Regions from separate parts of the Homo sapiens genome. Here region 2 is linked to region 1. Evidence: chromatin loops called from intact Hi-C (ENCODE). Cell type or tissue: Caco-2. All regions are shown on one strand.

Evidence for each region. A loop is a pair of places that touch in the nucleus more often than their neighbours do. Peaks named below come from ENCODE experiments on the same cell type or tissue, not always from the same donor. Only the 100,000 strongest peaks of a DNase experiment are listed, where the experiment ranks them.
Region 2: a loop joins it to region 1, with 9 times the contacts of the local background. A loop is called at or near these places in 2 of 110 quality-filtered maps.

Annotation. Positions count from the first base shown.
Region 1 is chr7:48,137,976-48,141,975 of GRCh38, reverse strand. No RefSeq gene overlaps it. Among named protein-coding and RNA genes, the nearest start is that of ABCA13, 31 kb to the left of the region's middle. In Caco-2, no CTCF peak of the experiment used is centred here; a DNase peak (open chromatin) is centred at 1,695.
Region 2 is chr7:48,207,583-48,211,582 of GRCh38, reverse strand. All of the region lies in intron 3 of ABCA13 (ATP binding cassette subfamily A member 13), which reads right to left. Among named protein-coding and RNA genes, the nearest start is that of ABCA13, 38 kb to the right of the region's middle. In Caco-2, no CTCF peak of the experiment used is centred here; no DNase peak of the experiment used is centred here.

The DNA of each region.
Region 1 (4,000 bases):
CCAAGATATTTCCAAGGGGAGGACATCTGTGCCTTTTCATGTGCTATGATTAAAGCTCTTAACTGTGTATTCCTTTTGACAGAGGCATATAAACTCAAAAGTATTGGCTCCGTTAGGGCTGCCAGTAAAATGTCATCCATATAATGGATGATCTTGAAATTAGGAAGTTCTTTTCTACTGGGGAGCAAAGTCTGATTTACATGATACTGACACATGGTAGGACTGTTCAACATTCCTTGAGGAAGTACTTTTCAATAAATCAGTGAGCTGGCCTTTCATTATTGATAGCTGGTATTGCAAATGCAAATTTTTCTCTGTCCTGTTCTGCAAGGGGAATAGCATAAAAGCAGTCTTTTAAGTCAATAATGACTCCAGGCCAATCTCAAAGAATCACTGCAGGGGAAGGGACCCCCTGTTGAAGGGGCCCCATAGGTTGCAAATTAGCATTGATAGCATGTAAGTCATACAAAAGTCTCCGTTTACCAGAATTTTTGGGAATGACACAAATGGATGAATTCCAAGGGCTGTTTGATGGTTCTATATGGCCAGCTGTTAATTGTCCCTCAACTAATTCGTGGGATCATTGTTAACTTGTCTCCCTTTTAAGGCCACTTTTCTACCCAAACTGGATCTTGTCATGTCCCAAATTGGAGCCATGTCAGGGGTAGGGGAGAAATTACAACAGTGGCTATTATCAGAAAGGGGTCATATGGTAGTTGTCTGCTATGGCCTCAATTAATCCCCTTGTAAATGGGCAAGTGGCTCCATTTTCTCTAATGCTTTTTCTTATTTTTTATAAGTGTTGAAAGTAATGGGTTCATGTACCCCATTGCCTTGTTGATCTTGCATCACCAGGCAAGCCAAGAGCTCCCCTTCTAATGCCACTTGCTTAAGACAGGGTCCCATAACTATAGTGTATCCCTTGTCTTTTTTCCAATTAACTGAGGGAGGGGGCTCAGGGAAAATCTGTCCCCTCTGTGGCACCTTTACCTGGTAACAGCAGGGCTGAGGGAGGAGGATGAGGTGGTAAAGTAGATGATGGCTCTTCCTCCCCTCCCTTTTTATGCTCTTCTGTGTAAAGCAGGGCCAAAGCAGCCCTAACTAAGGCCCATAACGTTAAAGATGTTACTGGGACTCACTGTCGTTGTACATAATGTTATTTAAGAATTTTTCCTACTTGTTCCCAGAGCTTTAAGTCTAGTGTGCCTTCTGAGAATGATGGATTATGGAAAACAACAGTTTGCATTAGGTCCCTTAACTGGGACTCTGAGAGCAAGGCTTTGCTAGCTTTAATCAGCGGTTTCAACACTTTCATATACTGTTGCTGTTAAGCTGATAACTGTTGTCCCATGATGAAACCCCAGCTTGAAAATCCCTTCAAACTTGGAAATCAATCCCCAGCAGGCACCAATTATTTACTGCACAGTCACTTCACTTTCATTTTTGAGGGTTCTGTCGTGATCCGTTGCAGTGTTCCTCACACAGGGCACCTCCTGCCAGGTCTGTCCTGCAGACCCTGGCTGACAGATGAAATGAGTGCTCACACACAGGCATGCAGTGTAAGAGCAGCTAGGTGACTGCCTGGCTCTAGTGGCCAGAGAGCAGCCCAGAGAAGCTGGAGCTGCTTGCTTTTATTCAGTGCAGGCATAATGCCAAAAGCCTGGAGCAAACACAAGCTGTAGGTAGTTAACATTTATTGTTCCCCTTTCAGAGAATGTCAGGCATGCAGATGATCAAAGGTCAGTTCCTGGTCAACATAAGTAAACAAGCCTGTTTATGATAAATTCGCCTGCATTCCCTTGTACCTACTCCTTGCCCCCTGCATCAGGGTTATACAACAGCTGCCTTCAGCTATTCTCCCATGGGCTCTGCAGAATCTCCGACCTTTCAGAAGGTTTGCGCCCTTTCCCTATCATTTTTCCCACCACTATAACCAATCTCCCACAATCCTCTCCGTAGGGCATAGGCCAAGTAAATGACTTTGTAACTTTACTTCATCCTCTTCATTTACATAGGGCATACCCCAAGTAGAGAATATTGAAACTCCCAAAAATTCTGAACCTCTATGCTCAGGCCCACTCCCACACTGTGGAGTGTACTTTCATTTTCAATAAAACCCTTCATTCCTTCCTTGCTTTGTTTGTGCATTTTGTCCAATTCTTTGTTGAGGACATCAAGAGCCTGGACACCTTCCACCATTAGCAGATTTTGCTCAGCCAGCCAGGAGGAAGATGTAAGCCCAAAGTTTGGGATTCATTTTTCTCCCTTTCCTTTCTGCTCCATGCAGGGGCCCTCTCTCTCCCTCTCTTTTCCTTTTCAACTTGGGACCCTTGGTGGGCAGCGCCCAAACATGGAAGGAACTGCAGGTTTCTGGCCGTGGCCAGTGAAACTAAGGAGTTTCCATGTGGAGAAGCCTGACTGCCACCTCCTGGTTGGCTTAAGGAACTTGGGTCTTTTTCTTTCTTTTTTTTTTCCCTTCTTTCTTTTTCGGTCTTTCAGCTGCCATTTACAATTGCCCTGCCCCGAAGGGGGAAGGACTTTTTAAAAATATTTTCCACGCATGGTCCCTGATCCCTACATGAAGCACAGCTTGGAGCAAACTCGCACATGTTTCAGGGGACGTAAACCTTCTTTTCCTATGCTAAATTTTTCCCTGATCATACTCAACTGGCTGAGGAACAAAAAGGCCCACCCGGCATCCAGTTCTTCACATTACAGTTCATGTCTGTTCTTATAAAGCTCATAATAGGCTCTGGCGGGGAAAACCTGCATGTGGCACCCACCTAAGGCCAGAGATGTCTGGCACTCTAAGATCGGGCCCCACAGGAAGACGCTCCCGGGGGTCCAGCAGACCTCAGCCTGCCCAAAAGGGCTGCTCTCGTCAGAGGTTCTGAGGTCTAGTATTAACCCTCCTTAGAATTTTCTCTCACAGTGGCAATGCTGTTTGGCTCCAACATTGTTTGGAATCTGGAGTTTACTGTTGAATGGAAAGTGGAATAGCATTGTATGTATCCAGACTTTTGTGCTGCCGTTCTAAGCAGGGGGCCTGGTTCACGTGTGACGCCCTCCTTTGGCTTGGTTTGGCCCCAGTGCTCTTGGGAATCTGGGGAGGTTTGGCCTTTAAAAATAAAACTGCCAGGCCACTGGGATCACTGCTCATGCCTGTGATCCAAGTACTTTAGGAGGCCAAGGTGGGTGGATCACCTGAGGTCAGGAGTTTGAGACCAGCCTGGCCAACATGACGAAACCTCGTCTCTACTAAAAATACAAAAAACTAGCCAGGCATAGTGACGGGCAACTGTAGTCCTAGCTACTCAGGAGGCTGAGGCATGAGAAAGGCTTGAACCTGGGAGGCGGAGGTTGCAGTGAGCCGAGATCATGCCACTGCACTCCAGCCTGGGTGACAGAGTAAGATGTGGTCTCAAAAAAAAAAAAAAATCAAACTGCCATGGAGACTGCTTTATCTGAAATTTTGGTTCACAGCCTTCATTGGATTATCTATTGGGGCAAAGTAAAACCAGCAAGCTTGTATTGCTATCTCATGGCTAAGGTTCCAAGCTATTGGATCTTCATTTATGTATGTGTATACATGTCTAGATGTGTTTATTTGTATGTACACTGTTGTACATATGTTGTGTCTATCAAATTGGCTTATAAGTAAAAGAGCACTCATAAATTAAGTAAATAAGTCTAAGAATTTCAAGTTCATGTGACTTAAAGTATACCTTTACTAAACAAGCTAGCTTTAAAATTATTGGTGGGATAAAAATAGAAATGCCTTCAGAATTGTCAACATACATTTTGTCTGAATTTTATGTTTGTCTTTGCTAGATATTTTAAAATGTCAGTGTTAATTCAAGCTGGTAGCTGCTTGGAGCAAGCTATTCAAAGTCTCACTGAAATAAATGCATATCTGGTTCCTTCCTTTGGAAAGGCTCATCAGAAACTCAAAAGAATGCAACCATTCCTCTCACACCTACCTGTAACCTGGAAGCCCTAA
Region 2 (4,000 bases), 70 kb before region 1:
ATCAGGAAGAACATGAGCTTCAGGTGTGACCCAACATGGTACCATGGGAGTGCCTGCATCACCCCTCCCCCAATTCCAGGCAGCCCAGTGTGGAAAGATACTCCTTCTGATTAGGGGAAACAGAAGGAAGAGAGCAAGAGACTTCAACTGGTAACCCAGAGAATGCTCTCTTAACTTCCCTAAGTCCAACAAGGCTGATTATCTGGGAGTCTTCAAGAGTTGCAGCATTCTTGGGCTTAGGAATGAAACAGCTAGTGCTGAAACAGCTGCAGTGACCACAGGCTTAGGTCACAACATTTATTCCCCTTTGAATTCTTGGAAAGTCCTCTCAAGAAGGATGGGTACAAACAAGCCCAGACTGCAAAGATTGGAATAAATGCCTAACTCTTCAATGCTCAGCCATTAATGAACATCCATAAGCATCAAGAACATCCAGAAAAACACAACCTCACCAAACAAACTAAGTAATCAGTGACCAATCCTGCAGTGACAGAGATATGTGACCTCTCAGACAGCGAAATGTAATATAAATATAATAATATAAATTGGGTGCATCCAACTCTGGAGCATCCATATATAAAAAGCAAATATTAACAGAGCTAAAGAGAGAGAGATCTCAATATAATCACAGCTGGAGACTTTGACACCCCATATTTTGCATTGAACAGATCATTTAAACAGAAAAGCAATGAAGAATCATTTGATTTTATCTACACTATAGATGAAATGAACCTAATAAACATTTACAGAACATTCCATCCAACAGCTACAGAATCTGCATTCTTCTTTTTAGAATATGGAACACTCTCAAGGATATATTATATATTAGGCCACAAAATAAGTCTAAAAAAATTCAAAATAATTAAAATTATATTAAGTATCTTTTCTGACCACAGTGGAATAAAACTAGATATCAATAACAAGATCAACTTTGCAAGTTGTAAAAACACAGAAATAGTGAACAATATGCCCCTGAATTACCACTGGGTCAATGAAGAAATTAAGAAGGAAATTTTAAAATTGTTTAAAAAAAAATCAAAATAGAAAAACAACGTACCAAAACCTGTGGGATACAGCAAAAGTAGTATTAAGAGGCAAGTTTATAGCAATAAATGCCTACATCACAAAAGTTTTAAAAAAAGAAAAAAAACTTCAAATAAACAACCTAACTATGTGATATGGTTTGGCCATGTCCCCACCCAAAATCTCATCTTGAATTGTAATCCCTATGTGTTGTGGGAGGGACTTCATGGGAGGTAATTAGATCATGGGGGCAGTTCCCCCATGCTCTTCTCATGATAGTGAGTGAGTTCTCATGAGATCCGGCGGTTTTATAAGGGGCTTTTTCCCCCTTTGCTCTATGCTTCTCTCTCCTGCCGCCATGTGAAGAACATGTTTGCTTCCCCTTCCACCATGATTGTAAGTTTCCTGAGGCCTCCCCAACGGTGCAGAATTGTGAGTCAATTAAATCTCTTTACTTTATAAATTACCCAGTCTTGGATATTTCTTCATAGCAGCATAAGAATTGACTAATACAGTATGCATCTTAAAGAATTAGAAAAGCAAGAACAAAACAAGCCCAAAATTAGTAGAAGAAATAATAAAGATCAGAGCAGAAGTTTTCTTTAAAAGATCAATGAAACAAAAAGTTTTTTTAATAGATACACAAAATTGATAAACCTTTAGCAATACTGACATAGGAAAAAACAGAGAAGACCCAAATAAATAAAGTTTGAGGCAAAAAAGGAGAAATTACAACTGATGCCACAAAGATTCAAAGGATCATCAGAGACTACTGTGAGCAACTATATATCAATACATCGATTTGGTAGAAATTACATTGAATTTGCAGATTGCTTTTGGAAGCATAGACATTTTATTAATATTGATTATTGCAATCCATGAACATAGAATATCTTTCTATTTTTTGTGTGTCCTCTTCAACTGAAAAACTTAGAAGAAATAAATAAATTCCTAGATACATGCAACATACCAATATTGAACCACAAAGAAATCCAAAATTTGAATAAACCAACAACAGGTAATAAGATAACAGTAATAAACATTCCCCCATCAAAGAAAAGCTCAGGACCCAAACAATGGCTTCACTGCTGAATTTTACCATTTAAACAAGAATTAATACTAATCCTACTCAAACTAATCCAAAAGGTTGAAGAGGAAGGAATGCTGTCAAACTCGTTCTGCAGTGCCAGTATTACCCTGATACCAAAACCAGACATATACACAAAAAAATAACAAAAAAGAAAACCAGAGGCCAATATTTCTGATGAACATAGATGCAAAAATTCTCAACAAAATACCAACAAAACTGAATTTAATATTACATTTAACTGAATTTAATATTACATTTAAATTTACATGTAAATATAATATTACATTTAATATTACATTTATTATGACCAAGTGGGATTCATCCATCCCAAGGATGCAAGAGTGATTTAACATATGCAAATTAATCAATGTGATACATCACATCAAAAGACAAAGGACAAAAACTATATAATCATATCAATAGATGTTGAAAAAGCATTAAATAAAATTCAACATTCCTTTATGATACAAACTCTCAAAAAACTGGATATAGAAGGAACACAATCAAGCACAATAAACACCTCATATGACAAAACCACAGCTACTAGCATACTGAACAGGGGAAAACTGAAGACCTTTTCTTTAAGATTTGGAACTGGAATGCCCACTTTCACTACTTTTATGCAACATAACACTGGAAGTCCCAGCCAGAACAATCCAGCAACAGAAAGAAATAAAGGGAATCCAAATTGGAAAGGAAGAAGTCAAATTATCCTTGTTTGCATATAACATGATCTCATATTTAGAAAAACCTAAAGACTTCACCAAGAAACTATTAGAACTGATAAACAAATTCAGTAAAGTTGCAGGATACAAAATTAACAAAGAAAAATCAATAGCATGTATATACACTAACAGTGAACAATGTGAAAAAGAAACCAAGAAAGCAATACCATTTATAATAGCTACAAATAAAATAACATACCTAGGAATAAACCTAACCAAAAAAGCAAAAAATCCTTGCAATGAAAACTATAAAACCCTGATGAAAGAAATTGAAGAGGACACACAAAAAGTTAGAAAGATGTTCCGTGTTCATGGATTGGAAGAATCAATATTATTAAAATGTCCATCCTCCCCAAAGCAATCTTCAGATTCAATGCAATCGCTATGAAAATACCAAAGATGTTCTTCATAGAAATAGAAAAAAAATTCATTTTTTAAAATCCTAAAATTTATATGCAGCTACAAAGACCTAAAATAGCCAAAGCAATCCTCAGCAAAAAGAGCAAAGCTGATGGCATCACATTACCTGATTTCAAAATATACTACAAAGCTTTAGTAACCAAGTCAGCACAGTATTGGCATGAAAACAGACACATAGACCAATGGAACAGAACAGAGAACCCAGAAATAAATCCAAGCATTAAATTCCTCATTTTTTACAAAGGCTCCAAGAACATTCAATGAGGAAAGAACAGTCTCTTCAATAAATGCTGCTAAGAGTGGATATCCTTATGCAGAATGAAACTAAACCCCTATCTCTTGCCATATTAAAAAAAAATCAAAATTGATTAAAGACTTAAATCTAAGACCTGAAACTATGAAACTAATAGAATAAAACTTTGGGGAAACACTCCAGGACATAGGTCTGGGCAAAGATTTCTTGAGTAAGGCCTCAAAAGCACAGACAACAAAAGTAAAAATGGACAAATGGATCACATCAAGCTCAAAAGCTTCTGCACAGCAAAGAAAATAATATAACAAACCAAGTTAAGAAACAACTCGCAGAATGGGAGAAAAGATCTGCAAACTACACATATGACAAGGGATTAATAACCAGAATATATAACAAGCTCAAACAACTCAATACAAAACAAACAAACAATTCAATGAAAAATAGGCAAAAATCTGAATAGACATTTCTCAAAAGAAGACATACAAATGG